Linked DNA regions of Mus musculus: region 2 is linked to region 1. The links are chromatin loops, found by intact Hi-C in ENCODE. Cell type or tissue: left cerebral cortex. All regions are shown on one strand. Each heading gives the region's core, and the rest is flanking DNA. Links, peaks and the distances in the headings are about the cores only.

The links. Hi-C counts contacts between places; a loop is a spot of excess contacts. Peaks named below come from ENCODE experiments on the same cell type or tissue, not always from the same donor. Only the 100,000 strongest peaks of a DNase experiment are listed, where the experiment ranks them.
Region 2: a loop joins it to region 1, with 7 times the contacts of the local background. A loop is called at or near these places in 2 of 42 quality-filtered maps.

What each region holds. Positions count from the first base shown.
Region 1 is chr12:36,019,981-36,032,565 of GRCm38, reverse strand. It overlaps Tspan13 (tetraspanin 13), which reads left to right. Exons shown (of 6, transcript NM_025359.3): 2 at 8,494-8,661; 3 at 9,733-9,813; 4 at 10,652-10,765; 5 at 11,963-12,076. Among named protein-coding and RNA genes, the nearest start is that of Tspan13, 16 kb to the left of the region's middle. In left cerebral cortex, for the core only: no CTCF peak of the experiment used is centred there; DNase peaks (open chromatin) are centred at 3,093, 3,346, 5,211 and 6,199; H3K27ac peaks cover 1,902 bases.
Region 2 is chr12:36,085,548-36,098,132 of GRCm38, reverse strand. Bzw2 (basic leucine zipper and W2 domains 2) reads left to right here. Exons shown (of 12, transcript NM_025840.3): 11 at 5,044-5,166; 12 at 5,824-6,298. The coding sequence ends at 5,852. It also overlaps the pseudogene Gm5434. Among named protein-coding and RNA genes, the nearest start is that of Tspan13, 49 kb to the right of the region's middle. In left cerebral cortex, for the core only: no CTCF peak of the experiment used is centred there; DNase peaks (open chromatin) are centred at 5,424, 5,954, 6,867, 8,168 and 1 more place; H3K27ac peaks cover 1,733 bases.

The DNA of each region.
Region 1 (12,585 bases), core at 2,646-10,645:
TAAAAACACAACTCTCAAGGAGTTAACAGGACTATAATCTGTTTTTATCGTCATTCTGCTTCCCAGAGGAAGGAAACTATTTGTCATAGGTCTAAATTTATTTTCTATTACAATTGCTTTCATAAGAAAACTGTTATTATTCTTCAACAAAAGAATCTTTGCAGATGCTTTGTCTACCAAGGCATAGTGACAGGCTTAGATATTTTAATTATGCAGCTGGAATTAATTTCATTTGAATCCGTAATTTTTAGATTACTAACTTGGGACATATAATCTCATTATCCTGAAAATTGTAAGCCAATGGTAACAGTTAATTATTACTGCTGAGAACTAAGTTTTTTCATTATTGAAAAAGACTCTTTTTTTAGTAAAAGTTAAACGTGATAATCCTATCTTATAGGGGCACTAAATATCTTTAGGTATTTATTTGTATTATTATTTTATTATATTATTAGGCATTAAATTATATAAATATATTTAGATGTAATTGAAACATTAATTGTGATTCTTTGGCAGGTTTCAATTATATGTTACAAATATCAGATGCATGCAAGCATATACATTGTTTTCAAATCATTTAAAAGACTTTAATTTATCTGGGGGTTTTGTTTTTCTTTTTTTTTTTTTTTTAAAGATTTACTTTTGTTTTTAGTTATATGTATGTGTAAGTATCTGACTTTACATTTGTGCAAATTCACATAGAGTTTATGGAGGCCAGAAATTTTTGGATCCCTGGGCCTGTGGTGAGCTGCTGATATGGGTGCTGGAAACTGTACATGTGTCCTCTGTGAGAGCAGTATTGAATTGACTGCTGAGCCATCTCTTCAGCCTCTTTGTAAAAACAGCTTTATTTATTTTTACTTTATATGTATGTGTGTTTTGCCTGCATGTGTATATGCATATCCACTTATGAAGTCCAAAAGAGTGTGTTGAGCCCTTGGGACGAGGGTTACAGACGGTTGTGAGCTCTTATGTGGGAACCAAACCTGGGTCCTCTGCAAGAGCAGCCGGTGCTCTTAACTGCTGAGCAGTCTCTCTAGTCCCTCCTTTTTTGGGTTTTAATCAGATAAGCTGATTAGTTCAATTAAGTTCAAGTTCATGCAATTTCACTGTTTACGGTAATAGATGCAGAATTTGTTTTGCATTAGAGGATTGAGTCTCCATTCCTTTAGGGAATATCCTTTACAAACGATGATGCGTATTTGCGTGTTGGTGCTGGTGTGTGCATGGGAGGGGCCTTGGGTGGTGTCTCGTGTGGACTGTTCAGGTGTGATGGACCTAGGGGTTCATTTGCTTGTTTATCTCTGTGCTGGCAATCTAACTCAGGGCCTTAAACACCCGGGCTTGCCCGGCCATGGAGCTCCCCGCTGCACGTGCACGAGGAGAGTCAGGAAGCTCTTGCCAGTGGCATTCGAGTGTACACCTCTTGGTCGCAAGCTTTCCCTTTTGCTCCGTGGAAGCCAAGTATAGGAAGGAATGTGGATGGTACTTGGTGGCTCATAGATGGATCCACAGAAACTATTTGAAAGATTAACGCAAATATTTTCACTGAAGTGCAGGGCTTGGGAGGCAGTAAGAGCTGAGGCTGTGTAAGGGAGAATGGTCTAATTTATAGGGGAAAGAAAAGTGGAAGGTATGAGGTGTTGCCCATATAAGAAAGTGCTGGTACCATTTGATAGTTTACTACCTAGGCGCTCCATGTGCACAGAAGATAACATGGTAGAGTTCCAGGAACTTAGCAGCTGAATTGTACAGATTTGTAATGGGCATAAGGTAGTTCCTATTGATGGAGGTTGCAAAGTGCATGGGCCTCTTTCTTAAGGACAGTGCTATTCACTGAGAGGTAAAGCTCAGAAGGCCTAAAGAGCTCCAAACTTGGGGGGATTCAGATGAAGGCTGACTCCATAGAATAGCAGACGTATGACTGTTTGCTCTGGGTTTTCTTAGGTGTCCTTTGTCAGCGAAATTTTGTGGGATCTGCTTTATTCTTCAAAATTAATGTGTTTGGAGGGTGCTATTTTTTCCTTTGGGGGAAAAAAAAATGTGTGTCCCTGTTGCTTGTCTGCCAGAACCTCCTGGAGCACAGACAAGTTGATTAGTTCAGTATTTGGTGTTTTCTTTAGCTGAGGACGGCCTCCAGCTCTAGCCTCTTCGTCGGAAGTCCTGGGATTCCAAGTGTGGACCACTGTGGACCACTACAGAAGTGCGTACCACTACAGCCCTGCTCCTGCTTTAGCCCACGTGTCTCTTCCCGATCTCTATTTTTAAATTAATATTTAAAATTACATTTATTTCTTGGGTATGGGCATTTGTGTCGTTATGCATGTGTGGAGGTCAGAGGACAACTTGTGGTTCTTGGTTCTCTCCGTCCAGTACGTGGCTCCCAGGGAGTGAAACCAGGTTGTCAGCTTGTCAGTCTTTACTCACTACACTCCCCTGGTCCTCTCCTTTCTTTTGCGTTGATGTATTTGGCTCCTTTTTCAAGTCTATGCCTATAAAATATGACTCCCCAATTTGCTTTTATTTATTTTTTTAAATCCCTTTAGTTAATTTTTATTTTGGAGCTGCCCTGGAACTCACAGTGTAGACCAGGCTCCAGAGCTCTGTCTGCCCCTGCCTCTAGAATGCTGGAATTAAAGGCGTGCACCAACCATGCCCTTCTTTAGATAATTTAAATGGCTCGCTCTGTTGCAATTGGTTCTTGGGAGCCCTAGTAATGTGTGTCTTTCTCTTAGATTTCCTCTTTCTAAGGTGTCTCGAGAATTAGCTTGGCATTTTAAAACCTGGGACTGGTTTCTTGTATATCTCTCACGAGTCATTTTAGTTTTCTTATCTGAGTCTCTCCCCCCCCCCCCCCCCCCCCCCCCCCCGCGCAACCCTCAGTCATTACAGTTGGTGGTCAGCTTTCATTTGAATTGCTTGGCCTGCAGATTCTGGGAGTGGGGATTCAGTGTCTAGAAGACTTGAGGTTTCTTTTTCTCAGATAGCTTTTGGGAACATTCAGAAAGCTCTGCAGTCTTCCACAGTACTTTACTGTGAGAAAAGAGCTTTCTGGAGTTCCCAGCTGTGCGTGGGGCTCAGTTCCACTTCCCAGTTCTGCTTGGGCTAAAACCGGCGTCTCCTTCAGACTGGGCTCTTGTGAGCCTCCTGCCTCAGTCAGCTGTACTCCAGCTTGGCCTGGACAGTGAGGCCTTTCTGTTCTCCTTGCTTTGGGGGGGGGGGCAGGGAGGGGAGGAGGGGGCCGTGGGATTTCCTGTAGTTTCTCTGAGTGTACTAAAACCTTCTTCATTTGTTTAAAACATACTTGAGCAGGAAGAACTGTTGCTTGGTTTTAATGAGTTGCTCAGTGCACTGGCATATGTTTATAATGTGTGAGTGGGCTCAAGTACCACTGTGGTAGGAGGACTTTTGAGAGTAGTTTTCTCCCTTCATCATGACTCCCTGGGGAGTCTAGGGACTAAACTCAGGCTTGAGCAGGTATGAGCTTTTAACTGCTGAGCCAACTCCTGCACCTGCCTTTACCTCTAAAAATGTTTTAGTTAATTTATTTTTCAAATGTTTTGCCTGCATGCGTGTCTGTATACCACATATGCATGCTAGGTGCTCCTAGAAGTGGGCATTGAAGATCTCCTGGAACTGGACTTACAGATGCTTGCCATCTGCCATGTGGATACTGGAGAATCAATCCTGGGTCCTCTGGAAGAGCAGCAATTGCTCTGAAAGAGGGAGTCATCTCTCCATCCCCCATGCCTTTCTTGTTTTTCAAAGGCGGTGTCTTATAATGTAGGTCTGCCTGTTAGCTTAATACTTGGTATGTAGTCCAGGTTGGTCTTGAACTCTTGGAAATCCTCCTGCCTCAGCCTCTAAATGGTCGTCATGCCCAGCTAGGAATAATTCATGATACTTCAGAGCCACCTGGGGTAAACCAAGTAAGGCCTGTCCTCAAAGAGGCTGTGTACTAACCTTGGACTCTAATGAGTCTGTAATCGGATTCAGTCTATTCCTGTTATTCTAACCAGACAAACTTTCAAAAGCATCGAATGTTTCCTGTTTTTAACAAAGTGCTACAAGTGTAATAATGACCTAAAACAATAGGTTGTACCTTGTACCAGAAGTCAGAAGTCTGCAGCAGGTCTCGGCTGTACTTGCTAGGGAAGGGAAGAGTGTTGCCTGGCATCTGCTCCTTGCGTTCCTTGGCATAGAACCTCTCCCTCCGCCTTCAGTGCTAGTAGCATGCCATTGCTAGACCTCTCAGGCTACATTCTGCTTCCCTCAGTGATGTCGTTTTCAGATCCTGACCCTCCTCTTTTTTTTTTTTTTAAAGATTTATTTATTATACATATAAGTACACTGTAGCTTAAGACATGCCAGAAGAGGGCGTCAGATCTCATTATGGGTGGTTGTTATCCACCATGTGGTTGCTGGGATTTGAACTCAGAACCTTTGGAAGAACAGTCAGTGCTCTTACCCACTGAGCCATCTCACCAGCCCGCTCCTCCTACCTCTTGCAAGGACTCTGAGACTATTTAAATCTTATTCACATAATTTAGAATCATCCTGTCTTGAGATTTGTAGTTTAATCCCAGCTTCAGAGTCCCCTTGGTCAATCTGATACACTCATCTTGTGGACAGCAAGTGGACAGGAGTCAACTCCTGTGGTCATAGGGGGTTGCTTGAGTCTGGGAGGGACACGGGAGTCAGAGACTCAAAAAAAGGAATGCACTTTCTTTAGTGAGCCTATATTTTCTTTGCATTCTTTGCCTTATTGTGTTTACCTACTTTTGTTCTGTTTTAATTGTATTTTACTGTGACATACTTTGTAAAAAAATCTCTTGACATAGTAATTATTTGTCCTCTTGTTAGCTTTCAATCTTTACTGACTTCAAAAGCAAAAGCCAGTAAACTATAGCCAACAAGCTAAATCCATCCCATCTTCTTTGTTACAGCATACTAGCTAAGAGTGGTTTCTCTCTCTCTCTCTCTAAATTGTTTGAATGGCTGCCTTAGTACAGATGCATGGTGTTTTATTTGTGAGTTCATTACAAAATGATATTTGTTTTAACAACCTCTTTCATTTTCGTGTGTGTATGTGTGTGTGTGTCCCAACACATGTATAGAGTTTAGAGAACAGTTTGCAGGATTGTAAGAGCTCTCTCTTTCTACTGTGTGGGTTCTTGGGATAGAATTGCCCAGCTTGGCAGCAGTCACCCTTACTTGCTGAGTCATCATCTTCTTGGCCTGGATTCACATTTTTAAATAGTAGAGAAAAAAAAAAATCAAAGGAAGGGACATACTTTGTGATACATGGAAATTGATGTAGAATTCACAGTGGGAAAAGAGGTGTTGATGGTTCCGGTGGCACATGCAATGTCATCTGCACTTGGGAAGCCAAGACAAGAGAATCCTGACTTTGAGGCTAGCCTGAGCTATCTTACCTTATCTCGGACACTCTGAAACCCTTCCAACAAAGATGAAGCCACCCCTAAACCAATAACAGACAAAGCAAAGCAAAGCAGAACAAACAAAATGTTAAACCTTCAGCCAAACGAAGCCAATAAGACAGAAAAAAACATGGGGCAGGTGTCAACACAGCTCTGGTCATTCCATCTGTACCGTGTGTCTCAGGCCTGTGTACAGTATTGGAATAGGTCGTGGCAGGGGCTGTGATGTACGCAACCAGGTTAAGTGACAAGAACAATTTCTGACTTCTGTCTTTAAGTCTTGAATTTACTATTTAAATGTAAAGTTTATTAACTTAATACTTTAAGAATATTTAACTTTTAACATTCCTGATGTTTAAGAATCCCATTAATGGCTGGGCATGGTGGCACACGCCTTTAATCCCAGCACTCGGAAGTGGGGGGGGGGTGGCAGAGGCAGGCGGATTTCTGAGTTCAAGGCCAGCCTGGTCTACAAAGTGAGTTCCAGGACAGCCAGGGCTACACAGAGAAACCCTGTCTTGGAAAACCAAAAAAAAAAAAAAAAGAATCCCATTAATGTAGGAAGGGTTTGGCATGATTTTGGACGAACGAACTCTTTAAAGCTGTGTATGTACTTACATGTATGCTACCCAGTGTGCGTGTGGAGACCAGAGGACCCCAGAAGGACTTTTTATGTTAAGGGAAATGCAGATTGAAGATCTTGTCTCATGACCTGAATTAGTAAATGCGCCTCTCTCATCCAGAATTTGATGTTAGCAGGTGGGTGGGATGTGTCATCTGTGTTACCATGGACACAGGGTGCCATGGTTCTCAGTTGTTTGGTTAGATACTGCTTTAAGGGTATTTTGAACTGTAGCCAGCATTTAGAATCAGTTGATTAAGCGAATCAGACTATCCTTCATAGTGTGGGTAGCGCTTTAAAATTTCTCTTGTCTGAGCTTCATTTTCTCATATGTGTGTGTGTATGTATGTGTGTGTGTATATATATATATATATATGTGTGTATATATATATGAGAAACCAACACAAAGTATGCATATATACATATATGCATATACATATATATATATATATATATATATATATATACATACATACATACATATGCATACTTTGTATTGGTTCTGTTTCTGGAGACCACTAATTGCTGCAGTTAGCTACTCTGATGTGTGTACTTGTGGAGCATCCTCTGTGCCTGTACCAAGATTACTGTGGTGATGCTAAGCCAGGCAGAGGTGAGGCCCTTCTTCACCCCCCCCCCCCCAGGCTCCTTTTATTGGTTGTGAAAGGGAATGTGACACATTTAGGTGTTACAGAGTCAGAAGTAAGCTCACCTGTGAAAGGGCAGAGTGCGTTTTCTCAGCTCACCACTGTTTGAACTTGTGAGGAGACTCTGAGGAGACAATGATGCAGAACTCACAAGGAGCAGCTGAGGAAGGGAGCGGTTTGTTTTGGTGTATGAGCTGCTGTGGTAATGTCACCTGAAACGAGCTCTGTGGTCCCACAGATGGCTTCTTTTTTTTTTTTTTTTTTTTTCCCCTCCCATGTTTTGGCTCTTTGACCAAGATTCAAAAAAGAAAATGCTTTGGGTAAAAATAGAAACAGATGCACAATATTTAGCAGTTTTGTTTATCTCTCTATATATGTAAATAAGTTTTTAAATCAGTGTATATTGCTTTGCACATAAACAGTGGTGCATTTGAGCAAGGGAAAAAATCACATAGTAATTTATATGTTTCTAAACAGAGGCCTGTCAGTAGTGTGATGCTAGAAAAATCTAGTTTTGAATTTTGTTTTTTTCCAAACTGGGCATTACACTACCTCATTACTCCTGGAGATGGTTGACCGCATGTGTACTGAAGGCACACAGAACTATTCTGCTCTATAAATCCTCTTCCACCCCTTTCTGAAACTGTATTAAGCTATCTATATCTTCTAGAGTTCATTATAATTCTTATGTGGTTTACCATTTATTTGTTTGTTTGTTTGTTTAAAGAATAATTATATCTTTGCGTTTTGTAAGCTCCGTCTTACACACAGGCGTACTAGCTCTTTAGGTAGTGTTTGATAAACTTATAAATACAGTGACTGGAATAGAACATGATTTCTCCTTGCTCAGCTGCCATTTCATTTCAAATAGCAACCTCTCCTTCCCTATTTTAATCTTGATGGCTTTAATGGTCTCTTGCACGTCTATGGTTTTACGTACTGGAAACAATTTTCAAATGTTCTCCAGGGCTCAGGCCCTGATAAGTTCCAAGGATACCTGGAGGTTCGAGCCTCGGAGAGCTTACATCCGAATTGCCTTTTGCTCCTGGAGAGGCGATAGGGCAACAGGTTGTAGTACAAGGAAAGAAACCATAGCTTCACATTTGAGGAACACAGCTTGTTAGGGGAGGGAGGACTGTCTCAGCCTTTTGGGGAGCGGGAGAACAGAGGGGGCTGCGGGCCGACTGGGTTATAAAGCAAAAGGTAATTTTCATATGAGCACATCAGAATGATAGACTGAGGTGTGCTGGTGCCTAGTTTTACATAATGCTGTTACTGGGCTAGCTTATGCTCCTTGTAGGCGTCAGAATCCAGATGACCTTTGAGACTGCATGGTTGCTTTCTGGATTATTGTTAATCTTTTTTTTTTTAAGCATAATTGGGGATGACTTTAAATTTATTACAACAGTACCATCAACTGAGCCTTGTGGGTTTCAGTCAGCTTTCTCTAACTGTGGGTTTCACATTCATGCATTTAATCAACAGGATCAAAAAATGGTTTCATTAGCCAAGTTTTTTTTTTCTTGTTATTATTCCCCTGACAATTTCTGGTAGCATTGCAAGGCAATGTCCAAGTCACCCAGAGATGGTCTGAAGCTTAAAGGAGGATATCATAAAGTATATACAAATACAACACCATTTGAATGTGGTGTGTGTAGCAGGTTCCACAGCTGACACCCTGGGGCCCCCAAGGGACTCTTGCCGTTGTAGGAAAGATGCTAAGATGTTAATACCTGAGCGGTGCGGGCGCTATAACGCTGAACCTCTCCCCATCTCTCCACAGCTGGTCAGCCTGCTGCTCATTGGGATTGCTGCCTGGGGCATCGGCTTTGGGCTGATCTCCAGTCTCCGAGTGGTGGGTGTGGTCATTGCTGTGGGCATCTTCCTGTTCCTGATTGCCTTGGTGGGGCTAATTGGAGCTGTAAAACACCACCAGGTGTTGCTATTTTTTGTATCCTTTTAAAAATCAGAATTTTTTTTTACTTCAATCAGATAAAGTTCTCATTATCAAGCATGTGATTATGTCTCAATGGTTGCTACTAATTTAATATCATCATTAGGTGATTCCTTGCCCAAAAGCAACTCCTAGAAACGCAATTTAGGAATATCTGTAAAGAAAATGTTTAGTTATCCTCAGCCCTTCCTTATCATACCCTAACCTAAAGTGTTCTACAAGTTGGGCACAGATCTAATTTTCTTTTGCAAATTCAGAGTTGAGTTGAACTTCTGCCATGACTTCTTCTAGACCTTCCTTACACATCAATCTTTGGTTGAGAATTCTACAGTGTATTCTCTAGACTTAGTTTTGAGAAAGCTTATACATTTGTCCCTATTTTTTATTTTGCAGATTTTAGAATTTATATTTCATTTTGGATGTGGGGTTTTCAAAATAAAATTATCTTTCTGTTTCCCCTCCCTCCCTCCCTCCCTCTCTCCCTCCCTCCCTTTCTCTCTTTCTCCCCCCCCCCCCCCCATTTTTTGTTGTTTTGCTTTGTTTTTGAGACACAGTCTTTGTAGACTAGGCTAATCCAAGCTTGGGCGGTTCTCCTGTCTCTGCTTCTTAGGCCATGGGGTTACAGGTGTCACCCACTGTGCCTGGTGTATGCAATTATTTATATTTTTCTAAATGAATTTATAGTTATAGTGTATTAACAAAATAATAATTAAGCGTATCACTTTGAACACTTGTTCTAGTTTATAGGTGAATTGCTTTGAGTGTACTTGAAAGTTGTGTCAACTCTGCTGCTTTATGCTCTTCCCGAGCATCTGCAATGTCCCTGGCAGAAGGTGAAGGCACTTGCTGCCAAGTTGGATGACCAGAGTTCACTCCCTACTACCTACATAGTGGTAAGAGAGAACTGACTCCTGCAAGATGTCCTGTGCATGAACACCGTGGCACGTATGTGCCCTAATGCACGCGCATACATACTCATGTGTGCATACCCCCAACCCCACACACATGCACACATACAGTGGATAAATAAGTGTTATAATAAAAAAGTCCTTAACTTGTAACTCTCAGTATATGATCATTCTCCTACTTGTATTTATTGTCCAGTTTTCAGTATCTTGTGCTTGTTTAGCTCTGAATCGGGAGCAGCAGGTGAGTAAAGGTTTTTGGTTTTTTGTTTTGTTATTGTTTGTTTGTTTTGTTTTTGAGATATAGGGTCTTATTGTGTAGCTCTGACTGTCCTAGAGCTCACTATGTAGACCAGATTGGTCTCAAACTCACTGAGACCCACCTGCCTTTGCCTGCTGAGTGCTGGTATCAAAGGCATGCACCGCTATGCCCAGCTAAGGGAAGCTTTTACTCGATTCTACTTTATTGTGATACCACATAGCATGACTATGAAAATGTTGGGAGAGAGGACTAGAGAATAAAACTATTTCTTTTTGTCAAGAATGCCAGTTTACTCCCTCTCACTGCTTAAGTGGCCGGTGGAAATGATTGCAGGCAAAGGTGACATCAGGTCTTGGTAATTTGTATCTGTAAATAAGACAGAACTCTCACTGGGTAAAATTTGCTGTTGTTGAAAGATGGTTCCTGCCTTTCCCCACTGCTGGGCAGTCGCCTGAGGGTCTGTGGTTTCCGTCCATCAACTACTCCTTTCAGAGTCTTAATTTATAAAGAAAATATGGGTTTCTGTCTAGGAACAACTGAAACTGTATTGTTTGTGCCTTTGAACCAAGTCTTGTTTTTAAATTGGTTGTAAAAACCAGGACCTTTTCATTTATAGGCTAGCCATAGTACCTTCTTTTTTTTTTCAGATCAAGGGATGAGCTTTTGAAAGAGTGTAACAGTTTTGAGGCTATTGATTTTCTATGCTCTGCTCCTAGCTGCAGGCTGGCCTCTGTATGTTACTTAGGGATTATGATACATTGTTACACAGGGATGATGATACATTGTTACACGGGGATGATACATTGTTGTAATTTCTTAGGGTCAGCTGCTGGAAGTCGGATGGAACAATACTGCAAGTGCTCGAAATGACATCCAGAGGAATTTGAACTGCTGTGGCTTCCGGAGCTATAACCCAAATGACACCTGTCCAGCTGTAAGTCCAGAAAGGTTTTCTTTAGTGTTTCACATACAGTTTAATAATGATTAACAGAAAAGTGGTCTTTCTGGTACTGAATTGTGTTTCAAAATTGTTTGACATAGGCCTCTGTTGTATTTCTCACATTTGTCACATTTGCTCATCTATGTCCGGAGAGATACATCGCATTTATTTATTTATTTATTTATTTATTTATTTAGTAAAAATACACTGTAAAACATTCAACCACCACACAGAGGCCTGTCGCTTGTGTAATTCTAGATTTTTGTCATGCTCATAGTTGACAGTAGCCATCACACCAGTCTCAGGAGGCTGAAATGAGGTGTCAGCAGAGACTGAAATTCACCCAAGGCTTGCTGTCCTCTGCCTGGCTCAATGGTTGTTTGTAGACCTTGACTCACTGTAGTTGTAGGATTACAAGCCCTGTTGGCTTAGTGGCATTCAGCTGGTGTCTCCGTGACCATTAGTTGTCACCAGTTAAGTAGTATTGCTGTGAAGAGACCCCATGACTAAGACAACTCTTACAAGAGAAAGTGTTTGATTGGGAGCCTGCTTACGGTATGAGAGGTTTTCCATTTTCACTGTGGAGGGGAGCAACCTAGCATACAGGCATGTCCTGGAAAAGTAGTTGAGAGCTACATTTGGATCTACAGGCAGATTGTGTGTGTGTGTGTGTGTGTGTGTGTGTGTGTGTGTGTGTGTGTGTGTTGGGGGGGGGGAGGGGCTGGAGAGAATGAACCGACCCTAGACTTAGCATGGACTTTTGAAACCTCAAAGCTCCATCCCCAGTGACATACTTACTCCAGCAAGACCATACCCACTAATTCTTGTAATCCTTTCAAACAGTTCCACTCCCTGGTAACCAGGCATTTAAATATATGAGCCTATGGGGTGCCATTCTTATTCAGATCACCACAGCTGGGTATCACTTACAATGCAAGCAAGTTACTGGAGAATCTGTGGTACTAGACCAAAATCTTACACAAGGCAATCTAGACATCTACCAATCCTATCCCAGGCTCTAGAAGGGGACAGACCGATGGGTCCTACAGAGCATCTACAGGACTTGACCATCTCAGAAACTTGCACACAATTTAAAATTTATACCCAAACTGGATGGAGCACTCTAGGCCTGAATTTCGACGGGTTGTGAACATACGCTGAAGTAACAAGTCTTTCCTTTTATCGATACAGAGCTGTGCTAAAAGTACCCAGAAGTGCTCCTCGTGCGCCCCCATAATCGGAGAGTATGCTGGAGAGGTTTTGAGGTTTGTTGGTGGCATTGGTCTCTTCTTCAGTTTTACAGAGGTATGTAGCTGGACTTTGGCTACTTTGTGGGTTTTTCTTTCTTCGATCCCCCCCACCTTTTTTTTTATTTTACCCTTCTAACCCTCCAATACTAGATAGGAGAGAAAGAAAAGAACAGAGGAGAAAGGGGGTGACTTTGGTTTCAGACTTGGGACAAGCAGCTGAGGTGCATTTTTTACATACCAATGTGAACCAGGCCTCCAGGTTCTCCCAGCATCCCTCGGGCCCTGTCATGGCTGATACCCCGCCCTCTATGATGAACTTTGCATCCCAGGGGCTAGGCTTCCCCCAGAAGCTCCTCCCTATATAATCCAGAACTTTTTTTGTCTCCCTCCCTCCTTTCTCCCCTCTCTCCTTCTCCCTTACCCTCTCCCTGACCTTCTCTCTCCCTCCCTCATTCCCCCCCTCTCCCTCTCTTTCCCTATCTCTGCCCTTTCTTTGTATCCTCCCATCTGTCTCCTTCTCTCTGGCGACTTCCAGGCCTTATTGTTTGGGACTGGTGAACCTGC
Region 2 (12,585 bases), core at 2,728-10,727, 65 kb before region 1:
TCATGGCAATGGATGACAAGAGCTAAAACTGACTGACTTACTGACTGACTGGACTCCAGTCCCAAATTCCAAGGAATGATGGCCTGAAATTATAAAATCACCCAGAAAATAAAAGACACTAATCCTTTCACTAACTGGACAGTCAGCTCATAAACTAGCCTGAAGCCACTCATGTCTATAGCTGCAAGGGCACCTGCATCACATTTATTTTGCTGGTTTGAATGAAAATCGGATTTTTTTGCTTTGTTTGTTGGTTGGTTGGTTTTTGTCTTTTGTTTTTTGGTTTTTTTTTTTTTAGTAGAGACCTAAATATATATATTACTGAGATGTTAAAAGTATGAATTTTTGGCAATTTTGTAACTTTCCATGCGATTTATACATACAAGTTTTGGGTTTTTGTTTTGTTTTGTTTTTTGGTTTTTTTGTTTTTAGTTTTTCAAGACACGGTTTCTCTATATAGCCCTGTCTGTCCTGGAACTCACTCTGTAGACCAGGCTGGCCTCGAACTCAGAAATCCGCCTGCCTCTGCCTCCGGAGTGCTGGGATTAAAAGCGTGCGCCACCATACCCGGCTAAGATTTTTTTTTTTTAAATCCTTATTTTCTCTTGAACAAAAAAATCCTTGAAGGATGGTTGTTCTTAACACAGTTAAGAGTGTTGCTAGGGTACCATATTTACCTTTTTTTTTTTTTAACTCATAGTTGGTTTTTCCCTTTGCTATTATTTTACATAGCGGGCACTTGTACAGCGAGAGATAGATATGTGCTTCATCTGTTTCTATGGGGACTTAGATGTTCTTTTATTGTGCCCGGAAAAGCTGGATGAATAGTGAGTTTAAAGCTCTCCTTTTCTAGCTCTGGAGATCTTGCAGACTAAGGTGTCAGAGATCCGCAGTTTTGAGAGTGTGTGCTACTGAGGCCCTCCTCAGAACCACATCAGGGAGCTCAGAGCTGCCTACCCAGTAACCAGACTTCCAGGATCCCCAAGTCTCTGGCCTCTCAGGGCCTTTATTGAGGGGTAGGGGTTCCTAGTGTTCTGGAACTCTGTGTCGTCGACCACACTAGTTTTGAACTCAGAGTTTTCCCCTGACTCTGCCTCCCAAATGCTGAGATGAAAGGTATTCACCCTCACCACTGTGCCTGACTGCATTTTATTTACAGAAAACGCACAGGTTAAACTCTGTGCCTTATGCAAATATTTCTAAAATGGCATTTCTTATTCTAAGGAGGTTGGTTGGTTGGTTGGTTTGGTTATAAGAAAAAAAGTGAGCCAGGCAGTGATGGTGCATGCCTCTAGCCTGAGACAAAGGCAGGGAGATCTCTGAGAGATCAGGGCCAGCCTGGGCTACAAAGCAAGTTCCAGCATAGCCAGGACTACACAAAGAAATGAGAGAATGAGAGAGAGAGAGAGAGAGAGAGAGAGAGAGAAGGAAGATGAAAATTATTTTTTGATTTGTTTCCCTGTGTGACACCCCTAATATAAAATTCTGGATTTTAGATTTAACTATATATGTAACATATAGTAAAGCCAAGTTGCTCTTGGGTTCTTTGTTGTTTCCCGCGTTTGTCTACTATTTGTGTAGTGAATTCGTGCTATGTGGCCACTCTCTTGTTCAGTGCTGGAAATTACATAAACAAAGGAGTTCCTAACTTTCTAAATTACAACATGGAAGGAAAATATGGCATCTACCCTGAGGGAACACTGTATGCTTGTAGTTTTAGCAAACCCTTCTCCCACTTTTCTTTAGTAGGACAATAACATCTGGTGGCTACGGCCTGTAATCCCAGCATCACAACGAGGCTGAGGCAGGAGGATTGCCAGGTCAGGGCCAGCCTGAGCTAGAGAATAAAACCTTCTCTTAGAAAAATGCTTACTACGTAGACCAGGCTTGCCTTGAACTCATAGAAATCTATCTGCTTCTCTGTCCCCAGTGCTGGCATTAAAGACATTTGCGTTACGCCCACCTTACCTGTGTGCAGATGCCCTCTAAGGCCAGAAGGATGCCCCTGGAGGAGCGAAGTGTAGGAAGTCAGTCATGAGCCAACCCCTTGGTGGTGCTGGAAACCAAAGGATCTCAGAGGAAAAACAGAAAGATAGTACTCACTTAGCATAGCTATTTCTCTAGCCCTCTTAAGCTACCCAGTGCGCCTAACTGTCTCAGGTACTTAGTGGCTTTAGTTCTTTTTGTTATTAATTCCCTAGTGCTAGAAATTTGGTCTTTCAAAAAAATATTCACTAATGATTGGGGTTCTTAGCTTCTCAGACCTCTCCATTGTACTGTTAGGTGATTTTAGCAGACAATATATTTGATACGGTTTTGTCAGTCTTTGGGTATCATTTCCATCCCTGTCACTGACACACTGTAGTACGTGCATGGCTCCTTTTGTCCTCTCTGGGCTGATAAAACAGAAGCAGGTGCTGTGCCTCCAGAAGGCCTGCAAGCACTATCCCTGAGCAGCAGGGAAAGTCGGCTGTCTGGCTCGTTCTGTATAATCTGCATTCATTCATGTGCCGTTTCCATTTATATATTTGTCAATTTCCCATATGTGTTGTGTCTTATGATGTATTTTTTTTATAACACTAGTAGTTCAGGACAGAGAGGGAGGGGCTACACACTGCATATGACTGAGCACAAAAGCTGAAAATTCTTCTATTCTTGGAGGGTTTCATGATCAAAAGGATTTGGAGAAGACGGAAATCTAAATTAGTCGTGTCTTAAAGACAATGGACTATTGTGAGGTTCTTCAAACCCTAATTAGTGTTCTTGAAAAGTTGCTGCAAAGCTGTGTTGAATAGCAACAAGTTACTTCCTAAGGCATAATCAAGGGCTTTTCCCCTCTTTGAATAATGGGCTGGGCCTGGTAGTCCAGGTTATGAGAAACTGAAGACAGAAGCAACAAAAAGGCTGGAGGATTAGAATACTTCTGGGGGGGTCATGACTCTTATATACCAAGGTATCCTGTGTGTATAAATTAATAACTCTAAACAGCTTTAATTTGCAAAGTATAGTACATTAAATGATTGTTTTAAGTGGAACAATGTCTGCTTTCTAAACCAGCCACATGCATTTATTTACTTTGTATGAACGGGTGTTCTGTCTGTATGCCTGTGCACCATGTGGGTGCCTGGTTCCTGTGGAAGCCAGAAGAGGTCATCCTGTCCTCAGGGACTGACATAAGAGATGATTGTTAACTGCCACATGAGTACTGAGAATTGAACCTGGGTCCTCTGAAGATCAGTCAAGGCTTTTAACCACTGGGCCACCTCTCCAATGTCTCCCTTCCTGTTTCTTCAATTTAATCCAAGAGCCCTTTCTAAAAGCTAGTTTTTGCAGTTGTTGGTTTTAAAGTAAAGTAAAACTAAATATTTTTGTTATGAAAATGGTACTGATGTTTTAAATGAATGCTGTCTGTACTCCGTAATTTCTGTGATATCTATCAGTCAAAATTATAATTGCAAACATGTCATTAGAAGGGTGTGTCAATATTACGTTTATCAGTACATGTGATGGATTGGACTCTTCCAGGGGACAAAATCCCAAAAGGCAGCCCTGTAGGACCCCAGCAGAGTATGTAGACTGTCATTTTCATAGTCTCCTTTCCTTAAGTATCCTCAATTCATAGTAATTAATGATAAATTAATGGGGTTCCATTTACAATTTTAGATGATAGATACCTAACACTTTTTTTTGCTGTGTCTTTCTCTAACTGTGATATAGAGAAAGTATTTGAACGACCCTTTCGCAGAGGTTGCATATCAGATATCCTGCATGTCAGATATTTACATTACGATTCATAACAGTAGCAAAACTACAGTTATGAACTAGCAATGAAAATAGATTTTATGGTTAGAGGTCACCACAACAGGAGGAACTGTGTTATAGGGTGGCAGCATTAGGGAGGGTGAGAAGCCCTGAGGTAGATTATCACACTATAGCATGGTGATAATTTAGTGACGGCTAAGGGTGGAAGGGTGGGGGCTGGAGAGATGGCACAATGGTTAAGAGGACTGACTGCTCTTCTAGAGGTCCTGAGGTCAGTTCCCAGCAACCAGATGGTGGCTCACAACCATCTGTAATGGGATCCAATGCCCTCTTCTGGTGTGTCTGAGTCAGCTACAGTGTACTCCGTTTTAACAAAAGCAGTAGAAGGTTGGGTTGTCTAGCGATCCCACCCCTGAAGGTCTTTATCTATGTGCTGGCCTCATCCCTGCTCCCTCCCTCCATCTTGTCTATTCCCCCTCCATTTCTCCTCAACAAAAAGAAAATCTCCTTAAAAGAAATTATAGCCATTTAGTTGTCCCTTCCCTGTTTCATGAGAGCAGGTCCTGTGTGGGCTAGCAGGTCCTGTGTGGGCTACCGTTAGCATTCAGTGAACGCTTGGCATGACTTTGAATCGCTGATTCTTCCGCCTCCACTAACTCCTGGAAATTACATGGATGCACCCATAGCTAAGCTAGCACTATAATTTGGTTTCAGTAGAATTTATTAGGTCATGGTTTTCTAAACTGTTGGAATTGTTGATTCATTTGCCCCCCCCCCCCCCCAAATAAAGATTTCCTTGTCTTAGTACTGACCTGTGTTGCTGGCACTGTATCTTAACTGATGAGGTGACATCATCACCAAAGCGTTTACTAAGCTGATTGTAAGGATACATGTCTAAGCTGCTTAGAAATGAGCTTTGGGGGAGGAGGGGTGTCTAAGAAAGATGCTCTAATGGAGGCCAGAGAGGAAGTGAGGTGTCGTCTACCTCATCTTACCCTGAGCCAGAGGCTCGAGTTTCTCAATGGCTCGGCTAGATTCAGCATGCCACAGCAATCCAGTCTCCCACACACATAGCCTGGGAGCTGGGGTGACAGGCTTATTCTGGACACAGATCCATGCTAAGATCTGAATTCTTGGCCTCATGATTCTACAGAAAATGCAGATACCTCTCCAGAACCGCCTCCACACCCAGAGTTTTGGGGGGTTTTTTTGGTTTTGTTTTTTTTTTTTTAAACATGACATTCCGTATGGTAACTTGGCAACCTTGCTTTCTGACTGCAGCCGACGTTCTGAGCGAAGAGGCGATACTGAAGTGGTATAAAGAAGCACACGCCGCCAAAGGCAAGAGCGTCTTTCTTGACCAGATGAAGAAATTTGTGGAGTGGTTACAAAATGCAGAAGAAGGTAACTTCATGTAACAGCCCTCATGGTCACTAGTCAAATGCTTATTGCTTTATTCTAGGTTTTCTCTCAATCCCCCCCTTCCTCCCTCCCTCCCCCCTTCCTCCCTCCCTCCCCCCCTTCCTCCCTCCCTCCCTCTCTCTGTTCTTAAAATTCTCACTGTGTCTTCATATGCTTCATAGTCTGCCCACATCTCAGTGTTCATTTCTGAAAGCAAGGTAATAACATTTTCAAAAGAAAACTAAAAACAAACTCGGATCATCCACTTGGCCACACAGGCTGGGGTTGGAGGGGGTTTCAGCACCTTTGCCAGGTGCGTCTTGCTGGAGATCGAAGCACAGAATGAAAGGCAGGTCTTTGATGACCCAGCTGATCAAAGGCCATATATACTGTTTAATGATGTACAAGGCCTTACTGCATTGTTAGAAAGCTGGAGTTCACTGGGAAGCAAAAGGTAGGGAGGGTTTTCGATCTGTTCTCATGTGTAACTGTTTTGCCTAACTAATACATGATAAAAGTATCCCATAGCATTGGGCTGTTACCCATAACATATCCCATAGCATTGGGCTGTTACCCATAACATATCCCATAGCATTGGGCTGCTCATTAGAAGTCCACCCATAATCTGACAATGCCTCATTTGTCTTTCTTTTCTCTTAGAATCTGAATCAGAAGGCGAAGAAAGCTAAATGTCTCCAGCACACTGCCTAAAAAAGAAAAAAAAAATTAAAACGCCACACTTTTCGGTTGGGAATGCTGAAGCGTTTGGGGAGGGAAACTTGGCTTCTGTTTGCACCAAGGAAATAAATGATAGGCGAGGCCTCCCCCGCTCCCCGGGGAAGGCATTTTTTTCATTTCTGTTTTGTTTCAATGGAGCCCTGAGGCGTCGGCTACTACACTTGGGACTCTACCTCTCACTGTACGCTAACTAAAGCCATTCAACAAGGGGGTCAGGTAGGAACCTGAAGCTCAAAACTCAGTACACCCCTTTTTTTAGCTGTATTTTCAGGTACTGTGTGAACGCCCCACTGGTGTCTATGTTACAGGGCCACTTCAATAGTTGTGTTTCTTCTGCTCGTGTATGTGATTTGACAAACCAGTTTTTTTAAAATAAACGGCTTTTTAAAAATCCTTGTGTATATGGTCAGAGCGTGTTTTATTTATTAGCATAGTGTGTTGTGGGGTCTGGGAGAACAGGCCTGGGCATGGCGGTCAGAGGGTTCCCATTCTCTTCTCCAGTACTTTTACCTGCTAAGCCATCTCATGGGCCCCCAGAGGTTGGTTGGTTTGTTTAACATTACTTCTTATAAAGGTGTCATCATTTTTTTCCCTATCCAAACATTAAACGGTTACATTTTTTTGGTACAAATTTCAAATCTGTCCCAAAATATACTCACATTAAATAAAATACGCATTTCAGTAAGATCTACTACAGTAAGTGACTGCATTCTGGGAAGTGTCACATTTAGGTTCGGTCAGCGTTCCTGGAAGAAGCTAAGAGAGTGTGCATCCCATCACTGTTTATAGCGGGTTTCTTATTGCCAATCCGCCAGTCACATGGAACAAGTCATTACATCACCTGTGCAGGACACCGATTGTTGGGGGAAAGGAAGCAAGCGCTATCTCCTCAGGGGTGAGTTCGTTACAACTTCGGAGGGATTCCACCAGACAGCCTAGATAGGAGTTTCAGTAAACACGTTAAGGGAAGCAGACACCTCTCTCGAGACCCAGACACACGTTCTTGCTGTATAATGTTCGCCACCTACAGTGGGCAGTCAGGAGGATCTTCTTCAGGACAGCACGGTCGCAGGACTAGGACAATCCCAAGGGGCTGACGGGAAGTATGAGGATGGGGAGGAGGGCTACCTCGAGCTGTTTCACATCAGAGACAACTGTGACAAAGTCCTCAGACCTGCGAGCTCTCCTCTTATCATCTGGCATAGCGTCTGATGTATTCATCCACTTTGTCCCGAAAATCCTCCTTGTCCTGCAAATGATGTTCTGCAGCTTCAATATTCAGTGGATCATAAAAATTCAAAAGATCGGTAAATAAAGAGTTTAACCCCCAAACGACATCCTTTAATGTTCGAGTGGGAGCCCAGCCAGTGCCATCAGCGGAATGTTCTCTTAGTAAACTTAGACATATTTCCCCCGTTTCTGTGATGTTGGGGTGCCAGATTTTAGTCAAGCATTTCACCTTGGGAGGCACCATGTTGTAGGCATCAGGAACTTCAATTTCAAACTGAAAATTTCCACCCTGGTAGTAACCCTCATCTGGGCTTACAGTCAGCTGAAAGCAATGAAGCTTGTTTGGATCAGGAAAATGTACTTTACAGGTCCAAGGTAAATTAGCTTCAAGTTCTGCAACCTCTGTAACAAGCAACTTATCTCTCATGGAAAACCTCCGAGTAGAGTCAGATGTGGACACTGATGTCTGGGATCCTTTGAGATCTTCATCCCACTTCAACTTGCTTGCCAGCGTTAGCATTACTGCCACCTTTCTGAGCACCACGAATCAGGAGAGGTGAGCCGGCACCCAAAACCGTGCCCGGCGAGCAGCGGCACCGAGTTGCGCAGCCCTTCAGAGCCGCACTGGCTCTCGGCGGCGGAACCGGAAGTCTGCATTTCTTATCTATTAAAAACTACTGTGGCTGAGCATGGTCACTCAAACCTATAATCCCAGTATTACAAGGGCTCAGGTGGGAGGATTGCAGCAACATTGAGGCTGGTTTGGGCTACATAATGAGCTTCAGGCTAGCTTCGAGTTAAGTGTAAGACTCTACTTCATTCAACAAATTTAGTTGAGGGAAAAACAACTTTACTCCATTCTTTTATCTTCATGATAAAATAGAAATAACCTCAATATGTGTGTTTACTGCCGGGAACGCCTCGAAGTTACTAACAGCTGTTAAAGAAGTAAACTTACAGTTCTGTTCTGCCTCTGTTTTCCTTGCATAAGCTCCTGGGAGCTTAGAGACGTGTACATGCTAAAGGATCTATTTCTATTTGTATATATTGAGGTGATTTTCATTCTACGCCCCCTCCCTCCAGAGTCCTGTTCTCAGTGGTAGCATTGAAATGCTTCTGACCATTTGGGAAAGTCTGCAGTCTTTACTCTTGAAAACCAGGAGTTCTCTTGCTGTCGAGGCCATGGGAAGGTTGGAGCCGGCTAATGTATTCCACAGACAATTGAAACCAAATGAAATGAGAATGTGTGGCTAATCCTCCCCGACGCCAGGATAAGAAAAGTTGTATAACTGTTGAATAAAGTCAGTTTGTTCACTGATGCTTCAATCACATCACCTAGAAGAACCTAGATCCAAGGGGATGAAAATATATATGTATGCTATAGATCTCATAATTTATTAAGTGGGTTTCCAAATGGTAGCCAGGGCCAAATCACACTTGAGATGTCAAGAAGCCAGTATTCACCTGTGAGGCTGGGTCGTCAACAACTGGAGTCGTTCCAGAGCAGCTGTCTGTCACTGAGGGGTGACAGCAAGTAGTCATTTAGTCTACAAGGTGGATCCAGAATTCCCTGGAGAAATGCCAGCTCTGTCAACAAAGGAATCGGCAGCGGGGTTGGCACAAATCCACTCAGCAGCCTTTTCGAGTCTGAGCTCCTACCAGAAGGTGCCACCCACAATCCGGACAGGGCTTCTCATATCAATCAAGACCAGTCTTCAAATGGGGCTCCCTACTCAGGTGATTTGTCACCACCATTAATAACAGCCTTGGAGATGATACTATTCTCAATGTGATATTCCGAGAGGGAGGGGGAGAGTTGTGTGTGTGTATGGGAGTTTCACCTGCATGTTATCACATGTAGGCAGTACCCATGGAGGGCACAGGTGTTAGATGTCCTGCAACTGGAATCATAGACAGCTTTGAGCCATTTGTAGGTGCTTGTAGTTGAAGCCCAGTCAGTCTGCTGCAAGAGGAACCAATGCTTTTAACTGATAAGTCATCTCAGCTGCTGTGATATTCTTTTTTAACTACATTTACTTAGTGTGTGCCTGTGGATACATGCCTGTGCTGCTCAGATAGAGGTCAGAGGAAAACAGCAGTCAGGCCTCTCCTTTCACCAATGTGGGTCCCAGGGATTGAATTAGGCCACAGGCTTGGTGGCAGGTGTACCCACTGAGCCATCTTGCCCTAGAATCTGATATTTTTAGATTGTCCTTTGGGGGGGGGGGGGGGGGAAATAGCCAGGAAGAAAGTGTTTTTTTCCAGAGCATCAGTTTGCATAAGTCTATTACCTAGCTTCCTTCCCACCTACGTGAAAAAGAGAACTTAAATGATCATCGCATCATAGAGCCTGTATTAATGTGTTTGTTTTAATAGAAAATGTTTTCATTTCAAAACAACATAGTGGCACATGCTACTCTCAGCATTCAAAAGCTGTAGGCAGAAGAATTGTGAATTTGAGGCCAGCCTGGGCTACATGAGAAGAAAGGGCAATAATAATAATAATAATAATAAATTTGGTCAACATATTTGACAAGTGTTAACTGCTAGTTAGGATTCGTAGCAGGCATGCTTCATAAACAGTAAATTAAAATTGTTTCTCCAATACACGGATTTTAAAAACATTTTGGATATAGCAAAGATAAAATATTACATATTATACTCAATTTACCACATAATAATTTATGTTGACTTTGATACATTGCATATAAGATGTTTCACATTTAATTTTGTGTCAGTATTTTAAAAAGTTTTCCTTTCATGTTAGGGTAATATGAGTAAAACTTTGAGGGCCACTAAAGTGCAGTACATTTGACTCTCCCTTTCAAAAGCAGTAAAAAAACAGAAAACGGGCAGTTTTCTGAGGTCTTCGAGTTGATGAGCAATGGCCAAGATGGTACTTCATCTCCCATCTGTATCATCTCACATCTATTGCTGCTTTGTTTGTTTTTTCTTTTTTACAATTTATTTAATCCTTTACTTAATGTGCATTGGTGTTTTGCCTGCATTCATGTTTGTAAAGGCATCGGATCCTCTGGAACAGGAGTTACAGGCTGTTCTAAGCTGCCACGTGGATGCTAGGAATTGAACCCGGATCCTCTGTAAGAGCAACCAGTGCTCTTAATTGCTAAGCCATCTCATCAGCTCCAGATTCTTTTTTGTTTTTCATTTGTTTGTTTGGTTTTAATCCTGAAAATAACTTCATACAGTTCAAGCAAAAGTTAAAGAAAAAAAATCCTGAGTTCACTTGATGTGGGCTACTCTTGGCATGAACAAAGCCCCTACCACAAAAGATAAATAAGAACACGCAGCACTTCTATTTAAGAAACCTTTACTAGCCTGTAACAAATATGGAAAGTCAGTTAACTTTCCCAAAGCTGATGGTGATTTCGAAGTACTTAAGCATGGAAACACATAGTCCATAGCAAGAATGTAATGAATCTTTAAACTAAAGTTATGTCGTCCTCAGAAACAAGCTTCCAGGGTCTTTTGCCATGTCGTTTTTTTGAGACAGGGTCACACATAGCTTCCAATTGGTCTCTACTCTCTATATGTGAGTCTGACCTTGAACTTCTGTTTGTCCTACCTTCACCTCCAAGTACTGGGATTACACTCACCACAGTGCAGGATTTGTGGAGTCATGGGGATTAAACCTAGAACTCTCTGCATCCTAGGCAAATGCTTTACCAACTGAACTACATCCAACTCTATTCCTCTTTTAAAGTAGAATTTGAAGTAATTATAAAAGTGGTTAACGTAATTAGCATAATAAATGATCCCAGTAATTAACTTTAAGTACACACTTATGATTTCATCCGTTTTTTTTCTTTTGGTTTTTATCTGGGAGTGGGTTTGCCCCTAGCTTAGGCCCTCCTATAGCTACAGTCACAGTTGGCTGGGGCTGCCATCCTCTGGAGGCCATAGGAGCTGCTTCCAAGCTAACTATTTTAGATGCCTCGGCTCCCCCTCCTCTTATCCAGAGCCTCCCTTTGAGCTACCTGAATGCCCTCACAGCATAAGCTGGCTTCCTGCATCTTTGACTAATCACTGGGGGTAGCCTAGGAAAGAAGACAATGTTTAATAACCTAATACTAGAAATGACAGTATCTGTTCTCTGTTCTTCAAGGCCAACCCTAGTGAATGTAAAATCCTATACAATACACCGGGGCATAAACAGCAGGATGTAGAGATGATGTAGAGTTATTTTTAAGACTAACTACGATAGTAAAATAGACAGGCACACAAAAAAGAACTTTTAGACATCAAAATCTTTACCCAATGTTCAATAAAAGCAGGGCTTGGGTGCAGCTTAGTTGTAGAACAGTGCCCTAGCTATATGTATATAAATATGTAATATTTATATATGGACATACAGATATAAGGTGATTAAAGAGTGAAAGCTTCATAGAGCTTTATAACTTTGGCATCTTTTCTCCACTGGGAAACACCTGAATGATAAACACCATATCCATATACATACTGAAAAAAATGACAGTTAACAAAGATTCTGCAAATTAAAGGCGTTAACTCAACTGAACACCAAAGTGTGTGAAGGGGCGATGGACTGTTGTTCAGTGGTGAAGAGCACTTGCTCTTACAGAGGACCTGGTTTGCTTCCCGACACACATGAAGCAGCTCACAAATTTTTACTTCTTTATGCTTATTTGAATTTCTTTCTTAGAAAAGAAACAATATTTTTACGCTTTTAAAAATAGTATGTGTTTATCATGGAATACATTGAAAAGCCTTGGGGAGAAACATGTTCTAATAGTATAATAATAATAATAATAATAGTAATAGTAATAATAAGGTTGTTTTGTGTATTGTGGTTGCTTTTCGATGGGATCTTACTGTACAGCTGTCTGCCTTAGAACTTGCCATATAACCCACACAGAGCTTGAATTCACAGGTCAAGAATAGAGTCTGTGAGAATTCTGAGTGCTTGCAAGAAAACAGACCAGAGTCTTATGGCTTCAGTTTCTTTTAGAACATGGAATTCATTTCGGAATGTGTTTTCTTGCTCCTCCCAGGTGCAGCGGATAGGAGCGAGCTTACGTCAACTGTTGTTATTTATATGCCTCTGTGGAAATACCTGTGTCCTTGTAATTGTGTACTTTACCCAGGTGACTCTTTTTAGCCCTCAGACTATCAATTGTCTGATGCTGTAAAGGAAGTTAGCTAGAGTGTGAGAGTTTAGCCCAGTGGTTCCCAGCCTTTTATGCTTTGAGTCTTTAATACAGTTCCTCTTGGTGACACCAACCGTAAAATTATTTTCGTTGATACTTCATAACTGTAATTTTGCTAGTATGAATCATACTTATTTAAGGGTTTTCTGGTGGTCTTAGACAACCCCTCTGTAAGAGTGGTTCAAACCCCCCAAAGGAGTCATGACCCACAGGTGGAAAACAGCTGCTTTAGTACAACTCATTTATAGGTCTCATTCTCACAATAAAC